2 separate regions of the Homo sapiens genome follow, and region 2 is linked to region 1. Evidence: read pairs that join two places in POLR2A ChIA-PET (ENCODE). Cell type or tissue: GM12878. All regions are shown on one strand. Each heading gives the region's core, and the rest is flanking DNA. Links, peaks and the distances in the headings are about the cores only.

Region 1 (3,057 bases), core at 354-2,853:
CTGCATACTTCCCCAACGGGAAACTAGCCACCACGAAGCCTCCCATTCCACTGTTGACCTGCTCTGAATTTCTCTGAGATCTTCCTTCTAGTGAGCTGGAGTCTATTTTCTTACAATTTTCCTTCTGTCATCCCTTTTCCATTCCAGAGAATGACACCCAGTTGAGAAGTCTTCACCTTTTTCAAAGGACACTGCTCGTCAAACATCTGAAGACAGATACTACTTCTCCTCTGTCTTCTCTTCTTGGAGAAAAACCTCGCTACTTCTTAATTACTTCATATTCTGTCATCGCTATCCTGGTCACCTATCTCTGGATATGAAGTGGTTGCTCAGCATCCTCCAAATGCAGCACCTGGAATTCACTCAAGGTGGATATGCCCAGTTCAGTGTGGAAATAGGCATGCTTGTTAGCTGAAGGGCATATAAAGTAAGGACCCATGGGACCTAGTGGCTGAACATTGGAAGCCAAGAATCAAAGATGGCTCTCGGGCATGAGCCTGGGAGCTCTGAGGTTTACAGATTTGTACCTGGGAGGACTGAGGAAGAGAGAAGAGAAGGAAGCTTGGGGAGTGGGAAGCCAAGAATCCCACAGTGGAAGACCTCAAGACTGGAGCCGTTCTCCCAGCTTCCAAGGAGCAGCTCATTCCCCGCTCTATAAGCTGTCACAGGGCGTGGGAGAAGGTAACGTGCTTCCAAAATCATTTGCAAAGTCAGTATATCAAAAACTGACAACGGCAGCACAGAAAAGGAAAATAGAGGTCAAATTCATTTCATGCAAAAATCCTAAAGAAAGGTGGGATGCGGTGGCTCACTCCTATAATCCCAGCACTTTGGGAGGCCAAGGCTGGTGGATCACTTGAGGCCAGGAGTTCGAGAGCAGCCTGGCCAACATGGTGAATCCCCGTCTCTACTAAAAATACAAAAATTAGCCAGGCGTGGTAGTGGGTGCCTGTAATCCCAGGTACTCAGGGGCTGAGGCATGAGAATTGTTTGAACCTGGCAGGTGGAGGTTCGCACCACTGCACTCCAGAGTGAGACTGTCTCAAAAAAAAAAAAAAAAATCCTAAAGAAAATCACAGCAAATCAAACCTAGCACAGTACTGAAGGAATAAAGCACCTTGACCCAATTGAGTTTACTCCAGAAATGCAGAGGGCTCAATATGTGGAAGCTAATGATCTAATGTGTCACATAAATCTATCACAAGGTGAAAGAGTACAAGAGTTTCCTTGCAGATGCTTTAAAAAAGTATTGGACAAATGTAACATCCATTCATGCTTTTAAAAATCCTTACAAAGGAGGAATTGAAGAAAACGTCCTTCACACATGGCACTTTACATCAAGGCACTGGTTCTAAAGAACTATGACCACATCAGAGAAACAAAGCCCCAAGCTCATGCCTGTCCCTGGGAACTTGGGAGGTTGCAGACTTTTGTGGCAAAGGAACAGTCATGCATGCCTCTCTGATCCGTAGACTGTTTATATTCATGTGTGTGGCCACAGACACCTTTTTTTTTCTCTCTCTCTTTTTTTTTTTTTCTGAGATGAAGTTTCCCTCTTGTTGCTTGGGCTGGAGTGCAATGGCGCGATCTCGGCTCACCACAACCTCCGCCTCCGTGTTCAATCGATTCTCTTGCCTCAGCCTCCCAAGTAGCTGGGATTACAGGCATGTGCCATCACGCCCGGCTAATATTTGTATTTTTAGTAGAGATGAGGTTTCTCCATGTTGGTCAGGCTGGTCTTGAACTCCTGACCTCAGGTGATCTGCCCGCCTCGGCCTCCCAAAGTGCTGGGATTACAGGTGTGAGCCACCACGCAGGGCCTTCTCTTTCACTCTTTAATCATCTTGGAAATGGGCTGAATTCAAAACTTGGTGAGAAATCCAACAACAGAGCAGTGGCCCAGTGTGCAGTCATGAGATGGCCCCCAGCACGCCGCTTCAGGGTTCTCACCAGTGAGTCGCTACCAGTGTCCTCTACACAGTTTTCATTATCCATCACTACCCCCAGCTTGCTTCTGACAACAGCTTCCTCCCACAGGGAGCTGTGCTGGGGATAATCCAAAGAAATCAGCACACAGAAAGTCATGTTTTCTAGAACAGGAGTTATTAACCTGGGTCCCTTGGTGAACTGCAGAGATCCAAGAAGACCTTAGAATTTTATGCAAAACTTTGAGCGAGAGAGACTGTGTGTGTGTGTGTGTGTGTGCACATGCATTCACATGTACATGTGTGCTTATGGGTGACGAGAGAGATGATCTTTCGCTTTCATCAGTTTTTCAAAGGGGCCAACTATCTAGAGAGAGTTTGAGACTCTCCTCGAAGAGTTGTCAGTGTAGATGTGATCTGGTTGCAGAACGCTCCCCCAGGAGGCTGGCTGGCTCGGCCAGGTTGGGTGGAAGTGGCTGTATGGAGATTTGCCTGAAAAGGGCCAAACCACCAAGCCATGCAGGAACAAATGCTCAGGCCAAAAACCCAGTGATACGTCTGCACAGACTTCATGGTTCTGGGGAGAAAGCTTTGGTGGAAGAAGGATATGGGAGCTGGACAAGTGACTTCCTAGATGAGACAGACAATCCAGATCAGGGCTTCTGAACCCTCCCAGAACAGCGGCTCCTAAGAGGAACAGAATGAAGGCCTGGCAAAAAATACGGTGGAGTTTTCTGTGGTTGGGGACTCAACTCCCTGAGCTGTTGATGGAGATGCACAAATGCAGAGGGCTCCTGAGCGGGACACGCTATCTGGTGATGGTCAGTGGAAAGGAGAAGAGAGGCCCCCCCATTAGTATTGATGACCTCAGCGTCCATAAGCTGGACCTTGGAATACGGGGAGGGGTGAGGAAGGTGGGAACGAGTCCCTGGTCTGTGTCAGACACTGAGAAGGGTGCTTGCCAGTAGTGCTATCATCTGATCCTCACAGGAGAGGGAGCCCACATACCCCACACATGAGATGTTGAAAAGAATGCTGGAGAGAATGCACTCAAAAAGCCCTTAGCAAGTATTCACTACATGGTAGGTATTAGTATTATGATTGTTATGATTCTCTTTTACTTTATATCTTT
Region 2 (3,057 bases), core at 337-2,836, 350 kb after region 1:
GAAAATATAAGAAATGTTGCATATTTTAGATCTATATCCAGCCAAAAAGTTAAATTACTAGGGCTTAAAATTAATCTCTAAAATTAGTACATGATTAAGGCGGCTTTCAAAATCAGTAGAAATAGGGATGAACTTTTAAAATAAATGCTAATGGAACAACTGAGTAGCCATCTGTAAAAACATACACTTCACACCAGGATAAACTCCAAATGGATCAAAAACTTAAATGCAGCAAACAAAACCATTAAAGGTCTAGAAAAAAAATCCATGAAATAATTCCTTTATGTTATGTGGAGATAACCTTTCTCACCGTGACTTAAAATCTGGACGTCATAAAAGAACAGGTTGATAATTACGACTACCTAAAAATTAGAAACTTTTCATGACAAAAAAAAAATCATCATAAGCAATGTCAAAGGCCAAATAATTAGGAAAAAAATATTTGAAATTCATTATCACACAGGATCCATCTCCCAAATTTATAAAAAGTCTCTCAACTTGGTAAGAAAAAGATCAGCAATCCAGAGAAAATCAGCACTAAGAACATCAACAGACTGTTAAGAAAAAAAAAGGAAATACAAATGGTCATTAAAATATATCCAAAGGTATTCTATTTCACTCATAAGAAAAATACAAAAGAGTAGCCGGGTGCTGTGGCTCACGCCTGTAATCCCAGCACTTTGGGAGGCCAAGGTGGGCAGATCACCTGAGGTCAGGAGTTTGAGACCAGCCGGACCAACATGGAGAAACCTCGTCTCTACAAAAAAATGAAAATAAATTAATACAAATAATTAGTCTGGCGTGGTGGCGCATGCCTGTAATCCCAGCTACTCGGGAGGCTGAGGCAGAAGAATCTCTTGTTGCAGCGAACCAAGATCGTGCCATTGCACTCCAGCCTGGGCAACAAGAGCGAAACTGTCTCAAAAAAAAAAAAAAAAAAAAAAGAAAAAAGAAAGAAAAAAGAAAACGAAAAATACAAAATAAAGCTCTTAGGTTTAATCATATGAATTACCAATGTTCTACGATTTCTGACCTACACAAATGGTAATTTCATGTGGTTCAACTTAATACAATGAAATAATATTTTTTCCTCTATCAGACTGGCAAAATCCCACAAGCTGAGTGCCATAATCTTTCCACGAGACTGTGAGGCGATAGTCTTATACAATGCTTTTGGGAGTATAAAACCACTTTGGAGGGCAATCTGGTAAAATTGATCAAAATTTCCACTCTGGGAACCATCCTTTAGCTATACCTCTACACATATAAAAGAATGTATGTGCTAGGTACAGATGAGTGTTCACAATATGCTACCTTTCATATATGGGCGAAAAAAAAAATATGTATATATATATATATATACAGTCCCTGACTTATGATGGTTTGGCTTAACGACTTTTTCACTTTAGTATGGTGATTTCAGCTGTATACAGTGAGGACTCACAGAACCATCCTGTTTTTCACTTTCGGTATAGTATTCAATAAATTACATGAGATATTAAATATTATTATTATTATTATTTTTTGAGATGGAGTCTCGCTCTGTTGCCAGGCTGGAGTGCAGTGGCGCGGTCTCGGCTCACTGCAACCTCCACCTCCTGGGTTCAAGCGATTCTCCTGCCTCAGCATCCCAAGTAGCTGGGATTACAGGCATGCTCCACCACGCCTGGCTAATTTTTGTATTTTTAGTAGAGATGGGGTTGCACCATGTTGGCCAGGCTGGTCTTGAACTCCTGACCTCGTGGTCCACCTGCCTCAGCCTCCCAAAGTGCTGGGATTACAGGTGTGAGCCACCGCTCCCAGCCAAATTACATGAGATATTAAATATTGTAAAAAAGACTTGTGCTTGATGATTTTGCCCAATTGTAGGCTAATGTCAGTGTCCTGAGTACATTTAAGGTAAGCTAGGCTAAACTATGATGTTGCGTAGGTTAAGTGTATTAAATGCATTCTCAATTAATGGTATTTTCAACCCACGATGGATTTATTGGGATGTAACTGCATTGTAAGTTGAGGAGCACCTCTATATGCACTTGATTTGCTTGTATGGTGATGTATGCGTAGTGATGCTGTGGTCAACAGTGGACAGCATATATCATGGTGGTCTCATAAGATTACAGGTGCCCTATACAGGTCCCCTATACAGGTGCATCTTTTTTTTTTTTTTTTTTTTTTTTGAGATGGAGTCTTGCTCTGTCACCCAAGCTGGAGTGCAGTGGCATGATTCTGGCTCACTGCAATCTCCGCCTCCCAGGTTCAAGCGATTCTCCTGCCGCAGCCTCCTGAGTAGCTGAGATTACAGATGCGCACCACCATTCCCGGCTAATTTTTGTATTTTTAGAAGAGACGGGGTTTCACCATGTTGGTCAGGCTGGTCTTGAACTCCTGACCTTGTGATCCTCCCACCTCAGCCTCCCAAAGTGCTGGGATGACAGCCATGAGCCACTGTGCCTGGCCACAGGTGCACCATTTTAAAATCCTTTATGTTGTACTTTTATTATACTATTTATACGTCTAGATACATAAATATTTATCATTGTGTTACAACTGTCTACAATATTCTGCATAGTAATACAGTGTTCAGGAGCCAAGGAGCAACAGGCCATACCATATAGCCAAAGTGTGTAGTAGGCTATGTCATCTAGGTTTGTGTCAGTACACTCTGTGATGCTCACACAACAAAATCACTTAATGACTCATTTCTCAGAACACACCCCTGTTGTTAAGCGAAACAGACCTGAAAACTTTCTCAAAGCAGTTACTCACTTAGGGAAGGAGAGGGAGTGGAGAAGACAGGGAGCGGGGAATCAAATTCCTCAGCGTAGATGTTGTTCATCGTATTGGTGATTGAAGTAAATACTCAAAATAAAAAACAAATTAAGGGCCAGGTACGGTATCTCACACCTGTAATCCCAGCACTTTGGGAGACTGAGGTGGGTGGATCAACTAAGGTCAGGAGTTCAAGACCAGCCTGGCCAACATGGTGAAAACCCGTCTCTACTAAAAATACAAAAAAAAAAAAAAAAAAAAATAGCCATGCGTGGTGGTGCATGCCTG

The links. Peaks named below come from ENCODE experiments on the same cell type or tissue, not always from the same donor. Only the 100,000 strongest peaks of a DNase experiment are listed, where the experiment ranks them.
Region 2: POLR2A ChIA-PET joins it to region 1 with 5 read pairs; 2 of 35 experiments call an interaction of 5 or more read pairs at or near these places.

The regions. Positions count from the first base shown.
Region 1 is chr17:8,957,237-8,960,293 of GRCh38, forward strand. The region is part of intron 1 of PIK3R5 (phosphoinositide-3-kinase regulatory subunit 5); the gene reads right to left. Among named protein-coding and RNA genes, the nearest start is that of PIK3R5, 6.9 kb to the right of the region's middle. In GM12878, for the core only: no CTCF peak of the experiment used is centred there; no DNase peak of the experiment used is centred there; H3K4me3 peaks cover 981 bases; H3K27ac peaks cover 2,500 bases.
Region 2 is chr17:9,303,586-9,306,642 of GRCh38, forward strand. The region is part of intron 7 of STX8 (syntaxin 8); the gene reads right to left. Among named protein-coding and RNA genes, the nearest start is that of STX8, 270 kb to the right of the region's middle. In GM12878, for the core only: no CTCF peak of the experiment used is centred there; no DNase peak of the experiment used is centred there.